Regions from separate parts of the Mus musculus genome. Here regions 1 and 2 are each linked to region 3. Evidence: chromatin loops called from intact Hi-C (ENCODE). Cell type or tissue: left cerebral cortex. All regions are shown on one strand.

Evidence for each region. A loop is a pair of places that touch in the nucleus more often than their neighbours do. Peaks named below come from ENCODE experiments on the same cell type or tissue, not always from the same donor. Only the 100,000 strongest peaks of a DNase experiment are listed, where the experiment ranks them.
Region 1: it touches region 3 in a loop (4-fold over the local background); 10 of 42 quality-filtered maps call a loop at or near these places.
Region 2: a loop joins it to region 3, with 3 times the contacts of the local background. A loop is called at or near these places in 23 of 42 quality-filtered maps.

The regions. Positions count from the first base shown.
Region 1 is chr2:113,416,584-113,424,583 of GRCm38, forward strand. All of the region lies in intron 2 of Fmn1 (formin 1), which reads left to right. Among named protein-coding and RNA genes, the nearest start is that of Gm13963, 29 kb to the left of the region's middle. In left cerebral cortex, no CTCF peak of the experiment used is centred here; DNase peaks (open chromatin) are centred at 3,130, 4,285 and 5,065; H3K27ac peaks cover 1,057 bases.
Region 2 is chr2:113,286,128-113,294,127 of GRCm38, forward strand. Tmco5b (transmembrane and coiled-coil domains 5B) reads left to right here. Exons shown (of 12, transcript NM_029232.2): 2 at 539-583; 3 at 1,251-1,400; 4 at 1,680-1,797; 5 at 2,110-2,160; 6 at 3,608-3,676; 7 at 4,649-4,705; 8 at 5,196-5,255; 9 at 5,751-5,815. The coding sequence starts at 549. It overlaps LOC115489624 (a small nuclear RNA gene), which reads left to right and starts at 2,146; the gene lies at 2,146-2,311. In left cerebral cortex, no CTCF peak of the experiment used is centred here; DNase peaks (open chromatin) are centred at 3,761, 4,006 and 5,072.
Region 3 is chr2:112,796,086-112,804,085 of GRCm38, forward strand. Ryr3 (ryanodine receptor 3) reads right to left here. Exons shown (of 104, transcript NM_001319156.1): 40 at 7,076-7,190; 41 at 5,218-5,347; 42 at 3,900-4,003. Among named protein-coding and RNA genes, the nearest start is that of Gm22676, 300 kb to the left of the region's middle. In left cerebral cortex, a CTCF peak has its summit at 4,075 (motif pointing right); DNase peaks (open chromatin) are centred at 4,074, 5,388 and 6,566.

The sequences.
Region 1 (8,000 bases), 620 kb after region 3:
CAGTAAAAGAGCCATTCTTCTGGAAAGATCTTATGATGGTTACCTGAATGACCCAAAGAAATACGTCAAATGGCAAAGTCAACAATGTACTTTTTGGTTTCTGTTTTATAGACTCCTGTAGATATTAAATGAAGATTTTTTTAAGCCACAGAAGTAATGCCTAAGCTGACATCTTGTGTAGTGTTTAGAGTTCAGGACTGCCTGTTGCAGTTATATGCAGGGTCTTGAAACACTGTGTGGATAATCAAGACTACTATATTGCTATTATGCAGCCTCTTTAGGTTTGTGAATCACTGACGAGTTGTCTTAATTAAAACAGAAAATTATTTATTGACTACTATAGCTATGAAGCAGGGAAAAATTGAAGAGCTGAACCCTGAGCCAGGAATCTTCTAGGACATAGCTAGAAAAAAGGATGTGAATATTTTCTATTTACAAAACCCAGACTAGTGATTGCTTCTTTCAGTTTCACGGATACAATTTGATGGAGAGAAAAGTTCGTTGACATTAGCAGGCATTCTCTGGCCCATGTCCCCTGAAAAGTCTAGCTGTGGGTGGCCACTAGAGCTTGCCTTTATATGCTGTGAGCAGCTGACTCCAGTCTTTTGAATGGCACTCATACAAGATCCATCATCTTACTTTGCAACTTATGAATACATTCCTAATTTCAGCCTGCCTCTCCTCCTAGAGTGAAAGGGGGAAAGAACAGAAACTAGCATTCATGAAACAAAAAACAAAAACGTAATATTTATCTGTAGCTATAGCAATAGCATGTGAGAATATATAGCTATAGACCTGATGCCTTCTAGTAATTACAGAGTTCTCTTTGGTACACTAGATCTTTCCTCAGTCATTGCTCTTGCATTTAGTAAGAAGATTTAGGTTGAGCTGGATTTCTTTGGGTGGCAACCACCATTTAGTACTGAAGTCTGGACCATTGACAGTCCAGCTCAGAAAACACAATAGTCTGCTGCTAACTTCTCCTTCAGACTCTGTTCATGTCCCACCAAATCCCCATCAATCCCATGGCAGCTGGCTGATCATTACAGCCTACTTGATTCTACCTCTTTTTTTTTCTGTCAGGTAGTAGTAATGAACCCCAGAAAATCTGAGGCTGACTCTTGCTCCCCTGATCAGTGGGAATATATTATTAAGCAGAGGCCTGCCCAGAGCCTTCAGAACTTAGGGCCTAGAATCACGTGAGACTGATGGACTTGCCCACGGTGGATAGAGGAAGTCCTGAGTGTTGTAGGCTTGGGTGAATGTGTGTTGTAGTATGGACATGGCCATGCCAGGACCAAACTCATAGGAAAAGGCCAAAGCCTTCTCTGGGCGAGGCTCAGGCAAATGACAAAGCTTCTTTTCCTGGCTCAAGTATGAATGTTGGTAATATGTGCAGAAAATGTCCACCATAGCTTTCTCCTTAAGAATATTTATAGCCTGAAGACTGGTCCCCTACAGAGATTGCCCCTACAGAGATTAGCTAAACTTGCCTAATAAGCCAGGTGATACTATAAAGGCTGCCTCCTTGTTTATCTGTGATAATCTTAGCTCCCTATTCTTCTGTATGTAACAAGCCTGCCTCTCTGTTCAACAGTATATAAAAAGCACATTGAGTTTCTAAGGTGTGGGACAAGTTCAACTGTGTCACCAGGCAGAAAAACTGGTAAAGTTCAACAGATTAAGGAAACCCAGCAATTCTCATAATTGAGAACAGTAGACAAGATACCTGTCCTGGAGCACGTAGCACCTCACTAAGAGGATCATACCAACTGGTCATGTAGCATAGAGCCCAGAATTGTCCATGCTAATGAGGTATCTAGATGGGCTGCCCAGAGGGTTTAACCAATAAGCTTCCCTTCTTGGACATTTCCCTCCTGCAAAAGACATTTAATCTCTTTTGCACCATGAATAAACAGTTGGGACAAACAAGGACTGTCTCTCTCATCAAGAACCGTTGTCAGTTGAAGCCTTCATTACAGAGCTGCACAGCCTAAGTCCTGACACTTACGGTGAGCTGAGCCAGATTCTCCCATCCCAGGGCTCATCTCAGGCCCATGGGCCCTGTTCTTAACTCCTCCCTGTTCCCAGTGGTGTCTGGGTGTCCAGGAGATTGGGAACCACAGCCTCAGCCTGAACCATTTCTCACCTGGAAAGACATGGGTTGGGACCCCTCATCTTAGCCTGTGTTCTGCCTCCCCTGAGCGGTGTGTCAATGGCGTGTCCCAGGATCTGATGGTGGTGAGGAACTAACATAGCCTAGTGGTTCCGTGTTTTTTCTCCCCAAGTGGCTTTCACATATATCAGTGGCAAGGTGAAATGCAGAGCCACCCTAGGGTGCTGTGATTTCTCCATCAGAGACCTCAGTCCACCTGAAACCCATGTTTATATAAGTGTGTCCATTTGTCCATTCTTTCTTTATTCCCTCAATGGCCCTCTTATCAGGTCAACTTCCTAGAGCCATATGAGGATGCAGCAGTTGTTGCTAACCCTTCCATTTATGATCTCCTATAGCCGTGTAGGAAAAGATATATCGGCATGTATGGGTTACATGCTTGATCACTTTCCACCTTATTGTTTGAGATAGAATAGATAGATACTGAAACTGGAGTTCATCTATTAGGCCAGGCTACAGTGAGCTGCAGGGATCTGACTGCATCTGCCCCACCCGTCCAGCACTGCAGCCACAGATGCACACTGTGCTGCATCCAACTCTTTAAGTGGGTACTAGGGGTTGGAACTTGGGTCCTCATACTTATATGGCAGGCCTTTTACACACTGAGCTACCTCCCCAACTTCCTCATTGATTTTTCTTTTAAGGGTACAAATATTAAGACTCAAATTTACACTGTTTTAAAAATAGACACGATCTAACAATTTTCTTTCTTTCTTTTTTTTTTTTTTTTTTGCAAAGAAAATAGTGTCAAGTCTCTTCAGCAAAGTAACACCTTTAGTAATTTACATGAAATTATCCAATCGTTCCTTTACTGTTTTATCCTTTTCAGTAATGCATGCTGTTCTAGATTCTGTGGCAAATTACAGAACTATTTTAGGATTAAATTAGCTGGAAGGCATTGCTGCAGGAATAGACTTTTGTTGCCTGTTGCCCTAGCAATGTGTTCTCATTTCCTTTGCCAGTTGGTTTCTCCGTGGCTTGAGCAAAGCTGAGTCCCTTGAAAAGTCATTCACCCACCCCACCCCATCCCTGGGTGTGAGCAAGCCCGTGGCTTTCCCCAGGAATCGGGTATATTCCTGCCCTTCATCTGTACATTTTCATTTCAAATAAGGGAAGAGAGCATTAATTATTTGGAACTTGTGTTTATCAGCAGACTCACCACTGGCCTATATAATTCTCCTTTGGTTGTGTAACATGTGAGCCCACAATAAAAGCCCGACTCCTGATAGATACATTTGTCTCTACAACACCCATCAGCCCAACCCTTTTCGTTACACTGAAGCATTGCTGACAATCTTGTACTGATTTATGATTTCTCATCAACCTCAGGCTGTAAGATCCCTATTTTCCTATTTACTGTAATTTTTCCCAGTGAATGTTTATCATGAATTTGAATACATTGATAAGTCCTTTTTGGCCAAGAAAGAGAATTCAATTCTGTTCTTAGTATAGTTTTAACTCACTTTATGGATCAGTTGCCTTCATAAAGATTTTGGCTTATGGAATCAATTTTCTTTTAGTACATTGATTTTTTTCTGCTGACATGCAATTTAAATCGGAGCTGTGTTTTCTGGTGCAATAATGGCCTAAAGACATAGCAAAATCACACTGATGATTGCAACAGTCCCCTTGAGGGGACTCAAATATTGGTGTGATGCTAAAAGCAAGCTAATTAATTAAACATGATTAGGACTAGCTTCATGTTTGAGCAAATGGATCCAAGGTGTAATGAAAAGAATCTGTGGTACTTTAGCTGAACAAAACATGTTGACAAGACCCTGAGTTCTCCAATGTCCTCCTACATGAAACTCCTCTTTTGCTTCAATGGTTTGTTGTCCATGTTTGGTTGGTTTGGTTTGGTTTTCTGGATCATATTATACATTGAAGGAGAGAATCAGAAACAACAAAAATACCTAAAAGCAAGTAAAATGAATTTGAGAATATGCCTACTGAACCATTCCTTTGACCATGAGTGTGAACTCCTTATACCTATGTGTTCTGGGAAAGAAAGCATCATATTATTTCCCTTGTTTCTTGAAGACATACACTAAGCCATAAAGGACCCGAAGAGATTTGTGCCAGCGTCAAAGATTGGAATGGTGCAGAGATGGTGATTCATTCTTAGCACTTCGCCACTGGAATTCCTTTAGGGTTAGTCAGGACTCTAGGTAACTTGGGGAGAACAGCTAGCCTTTTGTAAGCTCAGTTACACAAGGATGCCAATTGTAGCTGTTATTCAGATGTGATATTGCTGCCAAATATGTCTGAGGAGGTCTCTGGTCTTGTGCCTTTATTGATTTATTTATTGTGCTTCTCTTTTGTACCAATTGAATCGTCTTCACCTGAGAAAGAAAGTAGTATACTTAACTACATCCCTCCCTTATTTGGGGCTATGTCAATTTCCCGTTCTCTGTCAGAACAGAAGGTGAGAAGGGGTTGATCACTTTGATAGCTCACTGGAGAATGGATGGACCAATCACAGTATCGCTATTATTCTAAATGAGTACCGTGGGTAGCAGACAGCAAGGGCCTATGTGCATTAGTAAATATGAACATGTTAGAAGGCAGGAAATAGATATCATTGCCAGCGCCAATATTTGTCAGAGTTCCTGATGGAAAGTTAAAGAGTAGAGTTAGTAAGTCCAAACTTGAAGGTAGTTTTTAGAGGCTATGTATGAACTGAATGACCTAGTTAAGAAAACAAGTCCAGGTTTATGGGTTTCCAGGAACTAACATGAGTGGGTGGCCCTTAGGAACACTCCTAGGCTTGAAAGGGAAACAAATTTCCATTGTTAGAAAGCTGACAAGAACTGCAGAATAGAAAAGCAGCAATCAGTAGGAGGTATGACTGTGGAAAACAGCAGCCTCAGAGATCTTGTGGGTGCAGTAAGTGTGGAATTACTCAGCCTGTTTCTCCTTTTATTCTCTAGCCTCTTGCTTGTGGTGTTAGAAGTTCTCAGCTAACTGGCAGCCACTGGAACCACAAGCTAACTTGGACAGATAATGTCTGTAAAGATTCTGGCTTGGGACTTCATTGTAGAGTAAGCTGGAAGGCCTGTCTTCCTAGGAACCGCTAATACATTCAGAGCTCTTTCTCTGGAGCTGGTTTTGTTTCTTCAAGATCAGTGTCCAACATATGCCTAACCATAGAGACTGAAAGGTTCCTGGGAGCAAAGCAGGGGAATTCAATAGCAGTGTTCAGAAAGCATATGATCTTTTCTAGGTTAACGATGTGTTCACCGTGTGCAACATTCCCCTAGCCAAAAGAACATTTAGGAGAATTAGGGAGTACCATTCAGTATTGAGCAGGTCTATATATTTCCTATGAATTCCACTTTAATTGTGACCCCAATTTCCTCTACTTTTTCTTGTGATTTTAACACTTGAGGTTAAGTATGTTCTTTAATTTTCAAATAGTTGGTTATACATTCTACATATGTCTGGAAAGAGTACATATTTTCCAATTATTGGGTGGGATATCTTATAACTATTAGATAAAATCTGGTAAGTCTTTGTATCCATTGATTTTGCAGTCTTATTTTTGAGATAGGGTCTCGCTACGTAGCCCAGGCTGTCCTGAACTTACTTAACCTTGAACTCATGGTAATCTTCCTGCTTCAGCTTCCTGAGTGGTGGAGTTCCAGGCACAAGCCACCATTCCTGACTTCACTGATTTTCTGTCAGTCTTTTATGGCAATTAATAAGAGAGTAATATGGAAGTCTCTCCATATAATTTTGAATTTGTATATTTCTCCATCCATTTCTGGTAGTTTTGTTTCACGTACCGGTACCTTTTATTAGGTATCAGTAGTACAAATTTAGGATTGTTATAACTTTGCAATAAAGTGAGTCGCCTTATGTCATTCTTTCCCATTCCTTTTGACTGCCAGCACTCACCATCTTCTCCCTTCTTAGTTCTGATTGGAAGCTTGTGCTAGTGTCCAGCTTCCCCTACCTGATTCAATAGTAGTCCTTTTATCAGTGGTTTTCAGCAAATTTGTTTAGTGCTGGTTTGTTGCGTTTGTCTTGCTTGTGGTTAGTTGAAACATTTTATTCCATGGGTTTCTAACCTTCTTCAAACTTGAAACATTAAAGCTAGTATCTCTTTGAATATTTTCTGTCCAACCCCAATGCTCCTAATTATATTCATGCTAGAATGCTTAAAATGTCAGATAAGTCACCAGGGCTCATTTCATTTTTCCTTTGCAATCCAGAAATCAGCATTTGGCAGAAATCATGGACAGTTGTGTGGCTTACCTCACACACTTCTACTTTCCCAGGGATTAGATTGCTGCTTGCCATTGGACATCAAAAGCTAATTGTTGCCTATAGTCTGTTTTATTGTGTATGGCAGGAGGTTAATGATGGACAGTGGTCTCTGAATTTTGTTCTACTCACTTCTTGTTTTGTCCAGAGCAAGGCTAACTTCCTCCATCACCACTTTTCCATCTTTAAAATCAGGAGACTTTGCGCCTAGCTTACAGGGTCATTGAGAAGATCCCCAGCCACATGTAATATGTGTGTGTGTGTGTGTGTGTGTGTGTGTGTGTGTGTGTGTGTGTGTGTGTGTGTGTATACACAGAATAAATTCCTCATGTCAGACATTACTCAGCCTTAGAACAATCAGTTTGTTGGGAGACTTAATGTAGGTTGCCAGCACAAGGTGAAGGGATGTTGGAAAATGCTGGTGTCCAAGACAGTGATTTGAGAATCTAGCTGTTTCACAAAGACTTCTTTTTGTTTGTTTGTTTGTTTTTTGTTTTTTTGAGACAGGGTTTCTCTGTGTAGCCCTGGCTGTCCTGGAACTCACTTTTTAGACCTGGCTGGCCTTGAACTCCACCTGGCTCTGCCTCCAATTTCTGGGATTAAAGGCATGCACCACCACTGCCTGGCTTTTTTGTTTGTTTGTGTTTTTGACACAGACGCTCCTGATAGACAGTTCTCCGAGGCCATGCTTCTTTGACTAGAAGAGCAGGCAGCTTGGCATGCCTTAAACCCCAATCCTGCCAATAAAACTAGCACAGGTAACTGGAGAACAGTTGGTATGTCAATAAGGTTAATGTCAACATACTTCTATAGCTATTGCTATCAGAATTTTTTTATTAGAAAAAAATCTGTATCAGACCCAAAGGACCAGTCTTTTTTCTTTTGGCTACAGAAATGAAATAATGGAACATACTGTCATACTTTCTTTTACATCATGCCTAGAGTCTTATTCTCATCCCCTAAATGCTTATCATTGATAGTAAAAAGAGACTTATTTCCCCCTTTTTATCTTGCTATTTATATTCTCAGTTCTGTGAATCTCAAAATCGTTTCCCAGCAACCACATACATGGTGGCTCACAATCCTCTTTAATGGGATCCAATACTTTCTTCTGGTGTGTCTGAAGACAACGACAGTATACTCACATATATAAAATAAACAAATCTTTAGAATTTCATTCATATGTATGTTTTATTAGCCAATGCTTATCAGTTTACAGTTTTTTTCTTATCATCTCTCTTTAAATCATTACATATCCTTTTAACCCAGCCTTCCTACTGGGCAGTTATCCACAGAATAATTGGAATACTATTTCAAGAAAAAAATGTTAACAGTTTTACTTTTAGTGATTAAAAGTGTATGCTTTCTGTATTCTTGACTTTGCTTCAAAATGTTTAGTAAGCATTCCTTATCAACCAACATATCTATTTTTTTTGATAACTTAGGCATTTGAAGTATTAACATCTGTTTTCTTAAGCATTTACTCTCTGAGACTATACAGAGGACCTAATGTCTCAGGACTCATACAACTTGGTAAACATTTTTCAGCCATTTGACA
Region 2 (8,000 bases), 490 kb after region 3:
TGGCAGCTGTTTCAACCCAGCCTTCACTCTCTAAAGCTTGTTGAAAATTTAGAGAGTAATGGGCTAATAGAAATCAGGCAGCCAAGTTCTTGGCTTATTTTGTTTCTTGGGGGGTGGGTATTTATTTGTTTTGTTTTGTTTTGTTTCCCTGAGGGTTTATATTGGAAGTATAAATTATTTTTGTATTTGTCAACTGACATACATGCATCTGTCACTGTCCCTTAACATTTACTCCCCCCTGCCCCCCAGAATAAGTACAAGCAAGGAAGAGAAAGGATGGAAAGAACAAACATTTAAAAGGTTTCCAAACCAAATGTGATCTGTTCTGAGATCTGAAGATCCAACTATGATCTATTTTGCTGAAATGTAGTTTGCATGATATGCTGAGATAGTATCTGGGAAAGTGAGAGCACAGAAGCTTCATCTTGACTCTGACATGCCTGAGGAGCATCTCGCTTTTGCCATCTCCTTTCCGTGTGCCAATATGCTGCACGGTAGGTCCTTTGGGTTTGTAACAGTTGTCTGTATTCATATCTAGGAAGGAAGCAATGGAAGACGCTGGACAGAACCCGTTGGATGATGAGTAAGTAATCCACTAACAGGGAGCCAGAAAGATGACTGCTCTAGAAATTTCCAGTGATCCATGCCTCAGTTGTGAAGATGTTCTTTCTTAAGCCTGAGAACCTTGGAAGAAATTTCAGTTCCATTTTCCCTTATTTCATTACACACTGCCACAGTGGGACCTTGAGCAGAAGCTGTTCTGTCACTCAGTACATCAGCTTGGTTCAGGGGAAAGATCCGTTCCCCTCCCTCCTTCCCCAGAAAGCCAGAAAGATTCTGATAGACTGAGACAGATAATATTCAAGTTTGTAACAAAAGGCAAGAATTTTCTTTTATTTCCCACCTTTAACTGCCTTACAGATATTAATTAGATGCCATATTTTCCATATAAAATTTTGGAGGTGAATAAGTTAGAGTCCAATTGTTTATATAAAAAATATGGTTTTCCTTTTGTACACAAAAGATTTGCATCTTAGTGAGTATTGCTTAATAATATTTAAAATGAAAATGTGACAAATGTTTACTTTCTGAGGAATACCACAGAAATTGGTTAATTATGAAAAAAAGCAATCAAATCAATTAGGTGTGTAAACAACAGGAGACTAGAGGATGAAAGAGAATACATGTGTGTCCTTTTGGAGTTGTGGGGTTTTGTGGTGAGTTTAGTCATTATGATGCTTTTCCTGTAGAGCTGAGATTACAGAAATACCAACTTTAGAAGCCATAAAACAGAATCTCAAGTACCTGAACTCAGACCTTGAAAAGGATCTACAGAGGCTGGATGAGGCCAATCAGATTCTCCTCAGAAAGATTCAAAAGAAAGAAGAATCTATACAAAGGTCAGGCTTTGCCCTTGGTGAAGGAGAGGCTCCTCACGTGATGTCCCATAGCCTAAAGGGAAGCAAGGGGGGTCAGTTCCCTGGTGGAAATTTCAGTGTGTGATTTAAATTCTGAAACTTGACCTCTGTGCTCCCCCCACCCCCCGCCCAAAGACTTGGGTGTGGATCCTTGCATCAATTTCTTCATTTCGTTGACATTTTATTGCACTGTCACTCCGGCGTGATTTCAGTGGCAGCTTCCTTTGGACTGATCCACACCTGAGTAACTTTGTTTTTCAGTCTTGAGAGAGATATTGCCCTGTCCATAGGAAGAGTCCCAGAGAGGGATGACTTCAATGAGATCCTAGCACAGAAGGAGACTGCCTTGAAGGACTTGGAGCTGGAGTCAGCAAAGCTGGTGAGAAGACTTCTAAAGGAGACCTTAAGAAACCCTCTGCAGCCATCGCTCTGTCTGTCCCCAGGGTCTCTGCATATGCCCCTTGCCTCTGTGGCTACAGAAATCATAGCTGCCGGGGGTGGGTGGGTGGGTGGGTGGGGGTGTGGTCTCTGTGACAATGAAGCACAAGGCATGGGCATACGACCTTGACTCTGTCCCAGGTCCTCTATGAAGGACCGAGGTGCACTTAACTGACACCCTTATCCCCACATATTATGTCAGTGGTCTTGAAAGCAGAATCTGTTTGTCTCCTTTAACTCTTTCTTCCTACAGGAGAAAAAGAATAAGACCCTAAGCAAGAATGTGATGGAACTTCAGAAGAAGGTAAGGGCATGATCACGAAGGTGGTTTTCCCAGGGCGAGGCTTATCCATTGCACTCCAGATGTGCTGACCCCTGTGATTTCCCCAAATGCGGGAAATTCGACTGCATAATTTGTTTGTGGTAGTGGGGGACTGCGTTCGTGCTCTCCCCTGGAAAAAAAAGAAAAAAAAAAAACAAGAAGGTAAGGGGACATCCCAAATTGTAAGGTACCCTATTTCCAACAGCATTATCATTACAAAACAAAGGCTGGTGAAATGGACAGAAGACATATGTGGTGAATTCAGGGAATATAACTCACATGCACGAATGCACACGCGCGCGCGCGCACACACACACATATGTGTATATGTATATTTTTTCTCATCAGTTATATGTAACCACATAAAATATAGATTATATGCTACATACAAATGAAGTGAATTTTCACACACTTGAGTCTATCTTGAAATATGACTGATTTCTAAAGAATCTTCTGAACTCTCTAGTCAGATAAACAAGAAGACGGTAAACATTTGCCCTACGCCCCCATCACCTTCAGTCTTCAGACGCAAATTTGTCCTCCAGACATGCCAGGCTGTGGGAAAAGGGCTAAATAGTTACGTGAGCAACAATGTCCCATTCTTTCCCCGATTCCTCCTGTTAAGCCCATGCTTCTCTCCTCAGTGTGGAGCTATGGTGGTCATGGGGACAGAAAAGGATGTCCAGTCAGGGCTTAGTGCTCAAGAGCACATACTCTTACAGAGAACCTGAATCTGGTCCCCGTACCTAGGTCAGGTGGTTCACAGTCACCTCTCCTTCAAGGTCCAAGGACTTGAAGCCATTCTCTCTGGATGACAAAGACAGCTGTACTCACATTTACATACACACCTACACACATACACCTACACATCTACACACGCACACCTACACACCTACACATGCACACACAAACACACACACAATTACAAATACGAATCTTTAAAAAAAAAACAGGAAGGAAGGAAGGAAGGAAGGGAAGAAAGAAAGGAAGAAAGAAAGAAAGAAAGAAAGAAAGAAAGAAAGAAAGAAAGAAAGAAAGGAGAGAGAGAGAAGGGAGGGAGGGAGGGAGGCAGTCAAGAAGGAAAGAAAAGAAAGAAGAGAAAAAAGAAAAGAAAAGAAAAAAGAGAAGAGAAAAGAAAAGAAAAAAGAAAAGAAAAGGAAAGGAAAGAAAAGGAAAGGAAAGAAGAGAAAGAAGAGAAAAAAAGAAAAGGAAAGGAAAGGAAAGAAGAGAAAGAAGAGAGAGAGAAGCCTCTTCACTCAGGATTGAGTTAGCAGCTCCCACCGGGTCAAAGAGACATGTTTCCATTCAAGATGTTTCTGTACCCGAGTTAGTAAGCACAAGTGTTCCGCTGGCTAAGACCCCAGCCTAACCTTATCCTAGCTCATCTGTTTGCCTTGAGGAGCTCACAGCTACTTCAATGATATTTCAGATTTCAAAAGGACTCAAGAACATTGCCTCTGATCCAGAAACCCTGAAAAAGAAAGTAACAGAATTCAAGGTGAGTCACACAGCAAGCTGGGACATTTTTGTGACACGTGTATCAGTCCTAGGTCCTAGGAGGCTGTTTTCATGGCTTCTCCTAGGTGTGGCGCTAGACGTGCCCATTTGTGTATTAGAGGTGTGCCAACATCCTTTATTGCCATGGGCTACCCTGACAGTTCTGTTCGCACTAGAGGTGGCTACATTGCCTTTGGGTGGAAGGGGATGTCTCGAAAGCCTCATCAGTTAAGAAAACACATTCCAAACACTTACTGGAGTCTGTCTTCTCTGGAGAAGTTTATATCTAAATGAGGACACATAGATACAGACATCCAAATAGAAAGAAAATGCTAATTCCCACAGTTATATAAGGATGCACTGGTGATCGTAGACGGTTTGCCAAGCACTGGCTTATAGGGTGAATTTTATTTTCGAGTTTCACTTTGTCTTTTTCCTCAATTAGAAAGTAAAGCAAGTGAAAGTATTCATTTGTAAGACTCTATTATTTGCACCTCAATGTCTAGAGCATTCTATCCTCTGGCAGAGGTCCAGTAAATATTTGTTAAGTGGACAAATGCGTCGACTCAGACTGGGGACAAGCCTATTGTGGAGCTCTGTGTGGTTTTAGGGGACAAGTGTGGCATCTGGCTGAGGCCAACATCAAGAGCTCCATTGTCTGCTTTTCTCTGAACAAGTCGAATGTCTCCTATGACCCTCGTGTGACTTAGAGAGCATAAGCGTACCATGCTCACTGAGTACAGGGAGCAGTGGTGGTCATTGGTCAGTGCAGGGGAGGAGAATGGCCACATTCAATGGAGAGTCAGCCTACTGGGGTTTAATGTCAGTTTGCCATTGTGAGATTTAGCTAAGTTTGTTTATAACTTCTCTGTCCTCAATACATGATAGCAGCTCTGAGTTTGGTTTTTGCTGGCCTGGGTTTTCCTTGCACAAAGGAATGCTGTTCATTTTCTGCCATTACCATCTTCCCTAGGTGAAACTACAAAAGTCAACCGAGTCCTGTGCACAACAAGAGAAGGAAATCGCCAAGGTTAGATTAGACCAGTGCCTCTTCCACTGAGGGTCTGCCTAGGACATATGTAGAAGGGAAAGTCCGAGGGTCTTTAGAACAGTTTTCAGGCATGGCAGGGAGGGGGCAGGGAAGTCTGGCAAGTGAATTTCTGATTCACAGGCAGGTGGAAAAAGCACTGTCATTAAATACTGACCTTAAAATGTTTAAAAACCCTCATCTGCCCCAAATACCTTGTACAACCCCAGAGCCAACAGTCTACTGCATTCCTTTCTGTTTTCCAAAGAGACTCAGGACAACTTGGGTAAATTCTATCCCTCCCCCCTCTCAAATTTAGGTCCTGTGCCTGAATACTAGGTCACCTCTTAGTGAGGTTGTGGCTGTTTCCCTTCAAGTAAGGGGTTGCTAGGTAACCAGCCACAGGTCCAATGGACTAGGCAGGTTCCCAGGGAAGCAGCCAATGCTTGGTACCCATTGAAGTCATGAGGTTTGTGCTTTCTTCTTTTCCTAGATGGAAAGTGACTACCAATCTGTATTTCAGCTCTGTGAAGACCAGGCCCACTACATAAAGGTACAACGTCTCAGAGGACAGTCAGATGGAGACATGTCTCCCCAAGTCTGGAGAAAGCTGCTTTCTTGTTAGGCTACCCTCAGCTATGTAAAAATGCCTTTTGTTCAGTTGACATGACCACCAAACAGGAATGCTCTAGACAATGTGGGGAAACCTTGTCATACATTATTTTCCTCAATGCATTTGTCTAGTAAGTAAGTCTGAGGAGTTCTGAAGGCACTGAGGTTTCAGGGAGCTGGGGTCTGTGCTCCGGGAACACAGTGCAGCTCAGATCTGGGATCTAAGCGCAAGCAAGGCCTAGAAGAGGAACTTTTTTTTTCTATGCCCATCCTCTGATTAGTACCCTGATTTGTTTTTTATTAGAACACCCCTACCTTGTACCCCCTGTTATGTGAAATGTTTGGAATGTTAGTTGTTTAGTGGAATATTCCTATCAGTGACTTTGAAATAAAGACAACAATTCTTGTTTATGATGCCCTCCCTGCCCATGGGAAGAAATACCAAGAAATTCTGAGGGAGATGGAGAAGGAAAAAGAAGTGATGCTGCTTGAGAAAGAAATGTAAGTCTGGGAAATAATGCCCTCTGGTACACTGCACTGCTGGCCCTAGGCAGTCCCTGGGAGGCACGGCGTTCTCAGAACAATTGGTGTCACGGTGTCACGAAGTGAAGGACCCACAGCAGGTCATTTCCCACAACCTCTATTCTTGCTCCAGACTGAACACTCAAAATCATTCAAACTGGTCTTCTGCCCTCCCCAGCAACTGGGTCCTGAAATCTCTTTATGATGCTCTTTTCATAGTTGAGGGCAGTGTTCCCAACACTAATAGAGCTATGTTCCAGGGGAAATTACAGTGAAGAGATATGTACCCTCAAGACACAAATGACTGGCATCTGTGTGTGTCACAATTTTTCCCAGGACATTGGTACAATGGAATGACCTGAGATCTGTAGATGTTTTTCACGGGATTTGACACACTTACTTTTTGTTTATACTTCTTAATTGTATCGCATCTTACACAATATACATAGAACATACACGTCTTAAATACGTAGCTGTTAGATTTTTTTCTATGTATATACACATTAGTACCACTGAAATCCAAATATAGACTACTACAAGCCCCAGAAGTCTCCTTGAATGCTCTACCCTGTCAACATCCCTTGCAGAGGTATCCCCTAGTCTGGCCATTCTAAACCTCTATCCTCAATTTCTCTATAGACTCAGCCTATGTTCTCTTTCTCTGAGGATTATCTCTACTGTATCATGTGACTTGCTCTTTATAATATCCCAATGTATGAATATGACAGCACTAAGCTCTCACTGACAAACACTTTGACCATTTTAAGTTTGGGTATATTAAAATCTGCTATATAATGTCCTCATGTATGCCTTTTGATAGATGTATCCTTCCATTTGTGAGTGGTCATTCAGGTACACATATCTTTGTTGTACTGGATGAAACAATTTTCTGCAGTGGCTGAATCAGCATCCTCATAAGGACTCTGGAGAGCTCTGGGCTGGACTGTGGCTCTACGGGTGAAGGCGCTCTTTCTGTTGGCTTATTGTTTCCCTTGGGCCTTAAGTTCAGTTCTCAGAAGCTCAAAACTTCTATGATTTACCCCAGATTCATATTTACTGTTTAAACTTTATATATTTTTACACTTGAACTCACCTGAAATCTATGTCTTCCGTGTCCAAATAGCCCTGTACAATCTTTAAACTTTAAATAATTTAAAACTGTAACATTTACAGAGGTCATGCATTTCCTCTTGATGCCTTGTGGCTTTGTAGATGAGGGACCTTATGCGTGTAAGCATATGTGTTTTCACATGCTTTGTCCTGTACAATTAATCTATGTCTCTGTCCTTTCACATATACTGAACTGTTTTAATTATCCCAGCTTCATAGTTAGCCTTAATATATGGTAGAAATAATCTGCAAGTGTTTTGTTCTTATTTAAGATTATTTTGTCTATTTTGGACCCACAAATTTCAATATAAATATTTTATGTTAGTCTCATAATTTCTACCAAAATAATAAAAACTGACTGAGATTTTCATTGCAATTGTTGGTATTTGCAAATAAAATTTAGAAGTTAATTAATGTCTAGCTAATAGTTGTTCCAACTTTATCCTTCCATTTGTTTAGATCTTCTTTAACATTCATACAGTGTACTGTCATTCTCTGTAGTATTCACATACATTTTTTGATCATACTGATAGTTTTAGATATGGTAAATGTTACATTCATTTGCTTTTAGGATCAATCATTTACCACTATCTAGGAGCATGTAGACTTCTGGATACAGAATCATGTCCATTGACCTTGCTTCCTGATTTTTTTTTCTTTGAGTCTTGAGTTACACAGAGATATCACTAGGAGCCAACTTCTAGATTGACAGGCAAGCCCATGTAGATATTTGCTTTGATGGTCTTGAACTCTAGACTCGGCCTCCTCAGCCAGTTTTTGTCACTACTTTCTGCTCAGACTCTATTTCCCTACAGCTCGAGTTGGCACATGTTCTTGATGGAGAGCCACGGGGAAGGAAGAGCTCCTCTAAGTGCTTCACCCGACTCGGGTGTCCCTTGGACTCCCAAGCACTTTATCCAATGCATTCTATGCATTTCACTCACTTCTGCAGTTACTTTTGGAAAATTGGCTGGCCTGACACAAGCTACTTCATCATGGAAGAGCTGGGAGCCTGTGCCAATTCTCCCTTTACATGTTTATTGATTACTATAAA
Region 3 (8,000 bases):
AATAGATTATTATGTCAAGTTAAAAAAATGACAGGCTCAGAAAGACAAATACCACATTTTATTGCATATGTAGGAGGTAGATTTAATTGTAAATTTATGTACATTTGTATGTATGCGTGTGTGTGAAAGGAAGGAAGACATCTAGAAGAAGAGGGAACAAGAGGAGAAGGTAATAGAATATATGTCTTAAAAGCAGTATGGGGTGGCTATTTGGGAGGGGGAAGGAGACCAGCAAGAGGGGGACAAAAAAGAACAAAGTACAATCACACACACACATACACACACACACGCACACACACACCCCTGCACATGCACCCAAGAGGACCCCACAAAGAAATACATCTCTTTATATGGTAACCCTAAAAATTAATTAAAATAAAGATCTGTTTCCTGAAGTTAGCTTTACTTTACTAATGTGTTAGGGGTTTAATTAGTCCCAATAGCAATGCTTACTGACTTGACAAAATGATTAAAATGTTTTTACTTATATTTTTGTCCTCTCCTAAAATATTATCACTTAAAATATCTCCTGGGTGTTGCAAAGACCCCAAAGAACAAAATAAAACAAACAACTCAAAGACATCCTCTGCTGAATTGTATCACCCTTAATTTATACACTGAAACTCTAAGCTCCAATAAATCAGAATGTTATCATTGGAGATAAGACCTGTGAAGAAGATGCTAAGTGGAAAGGGGGCTTCCAGGGTGGTGTCCTTATCAAAAGGAGAAAGAGCTGTACAAAGCTGCAGCAGGGTGCTTATACAGAAGACAGGCCCCGTAGGACACATCAAGAGGGTAGCCATCTGTAAACCAAGGAAAGAGGCCTCAGAAGAAATTAAATCTGATAACACTTGGGCTTGGCTTTCCAGGCTGGGGAACTGAGAAAATTAACTTCTGGTGTTTAAGTCACACTGTCTGTGGCCATTTATTACAGAGGCCCCAGAAGATGAATATACCCTTACACCACAAAGTAAATGTGCCCAGTTAGATAGAAATAAGTGGCACAGACACAGGCATGCATTCTGCCTGATTCATGGTAGGCTCTTACCCATGATTAGTTAAATACATCTGAAGCTGTTGTAACACAGAACTTCAATAAATTCTTAATTGACATCTCATGGTAGCAGACATGGATCTACAAGTTGGCTGACAATTATCTGCCATGGCTATGCCAGGAGGATCTTTATGAGTGCTAACATCATCCACCTATCTGTGTGGCACTTCAAATAGATGGAGTATGGCTGCCAAGATAGTTTTATCATAAGATGTCGGTCCCCTGCCTTCTCAACCCAAGTTCTTTGAGCCTTCTTATTCTATTGGGTAGGAAGAGAAGACAATGTATTTTAAAAATGAACTTTCACCTCAGCTTCTCAGATATATTTCCTAGGGTCTCCTCATCCCCCTTTGGCTTTTCTTCCTATTGCTTAGTTGATTTTTTTCTGTGACTCCCTTAGGTGGTTGTGGTGCTCAGGGAGCTGACATATTTCTGCAAGGATCTCACCTACCCAGAGGGCTTGTTCTCCCTCCATGATCTCTGTCTGCATCTCAGAAAACCTTTCTGAGATGTAAGTACTATATAGCCAGATCCCCAGTTAACATTTACATCTGGGAACCCCAAAGCACCTCTGTGCCATGCCCTGTACTCATGGGAGTGTCTAACCATTTTACATCAGAGTATCATATTGTTATTTACAAAGTATATCTCCAGGAACTATTGTAATTAATGTACAAACATGCAAAACAAAATGTCCTCATCTTGAAGTTTATAAAGTGTTGTTTTGGACTGCATTCACACCCCTCTTCAACTGCATTTGACCTGTAAGCTGTGGGTTGGGCTTATCTGCAAGAGAGCCAACCCAATATTTGGTTAATGGTTGCTATTTGTCTTCCCTAGGTCTTCAAGATTTAAACACTTCTCACATCTTCTGTGTCAATATTAACTGAAGTCAGCACCCACTCATGCTTGGATTATTGAAGGTAATTCTTGGCAATTCTTGCCCCAGGTCTTGTTTCTATCCAGTTAATTTCCTTACTGAAGCCTTCTAAACCACACAACATACTGTGCTGCTCCCTTGCTGGGGGCCTTTGTGTTTCTATTACTCATGGTTCTCCAGGGATATGCCATAATATAATTAGAACAAGCATGGGATCTTGAGCTTAACTTTAATTAATTTAGTTTCCCTGTGGCACTGAGGAATGACATAGTCTCCATACCTCCATTTCCTTTCCATGACTTCTGAACAACAACAACAACAACAACAACAACAACAACAACAACAACAACAGTAATGATAAAACTTGTTCTGAGGGTCACACAAGTGAACTTCTATTATAGTAAAGTCCAATTTCTGGCCATTCCCATCATCCTTCTCACCATACTTCCTTGTACTCTATGCTTCCACCATGCTTGGTTTTCTGCTATCCTGGACATGGACTTTCCTGGCTAAACCCTAAACACTCCTGGCATGTTTCCCCAACAATATAGCTAGCTGATTAGCTTCTGCTCATCCTGTTGGAGTAATTATTTAATTCTGACCCTGGGTTTCTACCCTACCCTTGGTTATTGAGTTCCTGGATAATTAAAACACACAACCTTTATATTTACAATAAGCCTTAAGGATTATTTATGTTTAAACAGCACAATAGCTAGGCAGATGCCTAGTGTCTATGCTATTAGAATCTACTTTCCTATTGATATCCCAGGTTATTACTTATGTTTCATCTGGGCTGCTCTTAACTCCAGTTGGGCAATCTCAGGGCCACATTCTCTTGACTACTAACCCATGGTGGCTTTTCTTTTCTCCTCCTGCACTTCTTATTCCCCTTCTGGTCTTCTTCTGACCCCAAGCCCATGAAACTTAAGCCCCTCCTATGTCTCTTCTGCCCACCTATTGGCTGTTGGCATCTTTACTTACCAATCAGAAATAACTTAGTGGCGCCACTTAGTGTCTTAAGTTCAGACTCTCTCTTCTTGGAGGCCCACACTTAGCATTTCAATAAATAGCGAAAGACCAAAACTCAATACACCCCTGTCATTGCATTCTCTTAAGTGTCTGCTTTTTTCCCCTCGTTCTCTCAAAGCTGCTCACTGTAGAGTGTGGATGGCCTTTGCCCTCTACCACTCTCTTCCCACCCCATCAGGGTTGCTTTCCACATTTAGGACACAGATGGTTGGTTTTATCAGCCATTCAGTCAAGCAAGTAATTCCATCGTGGAAAGATTTCCAATCAAATACTTACTGAAGTCTCACCAAAGCACACTATGGTTATTTTCTTTTTTAATAGACTTAAACATTCCACTTACTAATTCTTAATGTAGCACCCCTAGTAAAGATATATACAATACTCGGTACCGAAAGCATAGACCTTTCTAGAGTGCTTATTCTAACTCATAGAGCATTGCATCTTTATTAACACTGGACAGACCCGCTTGGCCATCTCCACTATCAGGAACTGTATTCAGAATCCCAGTAGAGGGCAGCTACGTGCCTGTGTGCAGCATACTGACTTCACAGCTTCCTGTTAGGTCTCTTTCATATGTGGACTCATGAGTTAGATCACACGGACACATTTTCTTTAAGATCCACAGGCCTCCAAGTGATATTCCATGTAGACAGGTGGAACGAGCTTCCACCTCTGAAGAACAAAAATGTCCACACTCTTATGCCTAAGCAGCTGGCTACCTTTGCTCATACATGATCATGCATGACCATAGTGGTGCCATCTTTGCTCATATAGGATCATGTATGACTACAGTAGTGCCAGGCTCTCATAATATACCACATTTTTACTAGTATGAAGTGGGTCTGAATGCAAACTCAGACATTGGCTTGTTTATTCTGTGCGGCTGCTATTGAGTTGGGAGAAAAATAACACATTGTTTTCCCAACAACTAGTTACCTTCTCAAGATCCGGTTCTTCTAAGCCCAGTGCTAGTTCATTATTGTCCATCACAGAGGAGGCTGCCACATCCAGTGGGGTGGACCCCCTCATCGATGGGGACGCTGAGGGTGGAGCAAAAAGAAACTGGCCATTAAGGCTACCCTGGTCTGATCTGAGACTGCAGTGCACAAGCATGAACACGAGAGGGCAGCAAATACATTGAAACCTGGCCCAAGTGGCTGTTCTCAGAGGGCTGCTGGCTTTAGGAAAGTTATATTTGTTTTCCTTCCTTCTCACATGTATACTAATTAACTCGAAACTACTCTGCAGAGTGGGTTGCGACTATGTAGTTTCGAGTACCGTTGTAACACAAAACAGCTTGGGGTCTCCACTTGGTAATTACTCAAACGACTCAGAGGTTCCCTCATTGTCTGGGCTGAAATGAGTTGGAAAATCTTGGAGTTACCACTTGGAGTTTAAAAATAGTCCCCAACTGCAGGAGTTCGTAGAGTTACATTAGTGTACTAATGTTGTCTGTGATATTTATTTTTGGTTTGTTTAGCTCTTAGACTATAATTATTAAAAACTTCAAATGGCAGCTTACAAGGAGGAGGCAGAGGAGGAGGAAGAGGAGGAAGTAGAGGAACAGGAGACTATTTTAGATAGCCTGAGGTTGCATTTGATAAACGAAACAACAACAACAAAAAAGGAAACAAAAGTAAGGTTTCAGATTTCAAGTGCATGGGTTTGTGTATTCCATAATTCATTTGGTTTATATCCAACATGGTTGAGTCAGGTAACACAGTGAGTTGCTTAGCTCACAGTGGTGATGAGCTACTATTTGTCTACATCCATTATCATGTTGTTCATCCATAGCTGTTCTTGGCCAGTCTGCTACGCTGCTAAGGGCAGAATTTGCTGTTTGGCTGGTGGGCCAGGTCAGGAATGACTCCTGCAGCAAGCTTGCCAAGAAAGGATTGGATGCATGACCTTGGTCTTAAGAGCTCGGCTCACTGATCAGCTGAGTGGGCTGGGAGAGATGTTGCCCTCAGATTACATTCTCAATTCTAGACAGAATTTTAAAAAGCACAGGCCACTGGGCCTGAGAGGGGAGATTGACTCAGTCACCAATGCAGCTACTAGCAACAACTATACACAGAGTGGAGAGCTCAGACATGTTTGTACACATTTGGTTTTAGAATAGGCCGGCTCTGGTTTTGCACATACATGTATCATAGAGTACATGTGGATCCTTTCCCCTTTTCTCCTAAGTAGTCAGGAGGAAGAGTGGATGCCTGGGTCCAGAGGTGGGAATTATAATTCGTGCCACACATACCTAGACCCACACTACTGTTCTCCAGCAGGTAACTTAGATGCTCAAACATGGCCTTCTGATTTTGCCGGCTAATTCGACAGAAATAGCAAAGGAAGCGACAGCAGCTAGCAACCATCTTTGGGAAGGCAATCTGTGGGCAGAAGCAGAAGTATTAGAGAGGCAAATCTCTCACAAGGCCTTCATGAATCTTAAAAAGGAATCTTAGGTTGAAGTCGCACAAGCTATGAACTATTTGGAACATGAAGTTTTTTCTTACACCTCTTCCCCCTCAGACATTTGTAGGAGGAACAGAACACAGAATGCCTAAGAATGAGGCTTCTCAAAATATTGGATATTGGCTATAGTTCCCCAAGATCTTTCCTTCAAAGGAAAACATCCACCAATTATAACCTTATATGTTTCCTTATAAGTCCCATGAAAATGTATGAACCTGCCCATTGTTTCCAGCTGGAATGAGCAAAATTCTGAAAGGTGATATCAGAAAGAGAGTAGGGAGATCGTAGAAAAACATGGGCAGTTAGTCCATTAAACCTTGGATCCTCTGAGTCATGGGTGCCCCACGACCCCAACAGTTAAGAAAGTCTGAAAGGCAACATGCTCTGTTTCTGTGAACATGTCCCTAAGTATGTGCTCCCAACCACTGCTCTTCTGTAGGTGCCTAAGGCACTTGTCACCAGATGCACACAGGTTAGCATGGAGATGTCATCCTTCATTCCTTGATTTGTGTGCCTTCCCTGACTAACAATGTGATTCCCGTCTCTTTGCCAAGCTAGTTTGGACCTTACAGAACTCAAACAACAATGTCAGAATTCTAGAAAGACCTTAATTTTACCCCTTTAGAACCATGGGAGGGGGGGTGGTGCTCTAAGAGACAGTTCTGAAATCTACAGTCAATGAGACATCCTGATGTGCTTAGGGAAGTTCTGTGGAGAGATTTAGCTTTCCGAGAGAGAGAGAGAGAGAGAGAGAGAGAGAGAGAGAGAGAGAGAGAGAGAGAGAGAGAGACAGAGAGAGAGACAGAGAGAGAGACAGAGAGAGAGACAGAGAGAGAGACAGAGAGAGAGACAGAGAGAGAGACAGAGAGAGAGACAGAGAGAGAGACAGAGAGAGAGAGACAGAGAGACAGAGAGAGGAAGGAGGGAGAGGGAGAGACAGAGAGAGGAGAAGGAAAAGAAGAGAGAGAGAGAGAGAGAGAGAGAGAGAGAGATATTGATTTGAAACCATTCTCTATATATTACCCTCCAAAGTCATGCAGTCTAGGTCAGTTAGTAGATAAAATACACCCTGCTGCATGGAAGGACTGAGCAGCATCTGGTCCCTACCACCCACATAAAAGCAACGTGGGAATAGTGGCCCATCTGTAGTTCCAGTCTTCAGGGGCAGAGACATGGGATTCCCAGAACAATCTGTTTAGGTAGACTATCTGAATTTGTGATCTCTGGGTTCAGTGAAAGACCACTTGCCTCTATAAATAAAATGGAGAGGAATCTAGAAACATAATTTATGTCAACTCCAGACCTCTGTATGTGTGTATATACTTGTGGGTACACACTTACACAAGTGTATTCATATATATGTAAGCATGCCCACATGTATGTGTGTACACTACACATATACACACATACAACAACAACAACAACAAGAAGGAGCCATTCAGTTTAAGTAATATCTTAGGGAAACTGGGATTAAATGCTCAGTTGCACCCTATGAAGCAGCAATGCCCTGCTTCTTGGACTCTTTTGGTGTTGTAAAAATTTTTGCCTATTCCAAGGGGGGAAACCTGAGACAACAGATAGCAGAGTAAGTCACTTCCTGTACTTGCGCCCCAGCGTCAGTCCCTGGCTGAGCACAGCGTTACCTGCGACTTCTCAGTACCCAGCACATTGACCATCACTTCCATCACAGTCTCATGCATGCCGAGGACTCTCATCAGGTTGGGGTGCTGGTAAAACACCTTGTTGTTCATTATGTCCCTAAGGAAGCAAGCAGAGGGAGAGCTCAGCGCTGACTGCTTTTCTGCTATGAAAATTCAGGAATGAGGCACATCAACTGTGTAGATGAAGTAACACTGAAGTGATAGGCTGAAAAAATACGAAGGTCGTGGAATACATATGAAATTGTTGTTGTTTAGCTCACCCAAAAAGGAGCACAAAATCTTTCTAAGTGTTTGCTCTTTCCCTCTAAAGTGTTTATTTTTTAATAATATTTAAACAACTCTCCCTTATCCTCTTTTTTTTTTGCTTATAATCGATTCTAAGACCACCCCAATCGCTGGGTTTCTCTTTTTCTGTGTCCCCAGGAACCTCCTTTCTCCCCTTGGAGCTGTGTCTCTTTATACTCCGTTTCCGAATGATAGGCCTGCATGTCATTCTTAAGGGCATTGTGTATTAGATACCATGAAGTCTGTGGATACCAGACTTCAAAAGTCAATGGCATGAACATGTATCAGCCACCGCACCTTTGGCTACTTAACACAAACTCACATAATGAAGCTTAGGCAAGTAAGAGCCTGGAGATGGAGCACCTGCCTGGACCTAGGCTGGAGGGGGAGAGGCCATTCCTGCAGCCCATTTCCCTACTATTTCTATTCTCTCTTAATTTCTATTAGGATTTTCCTTTCTTGCAAATCAATTTAAAGAATGTATGCACACATCCTTTCTCTCCTGAGAGTCATCCTAGCCACTTTCTTGGTCCTTAGTGATGCTTCTATAGTTTGCCAGCTCAAAGGATGGTGAGAGAAGTGTTGCTTTTGATTTTAATCATGTAACATTGTGGGCTGGCCA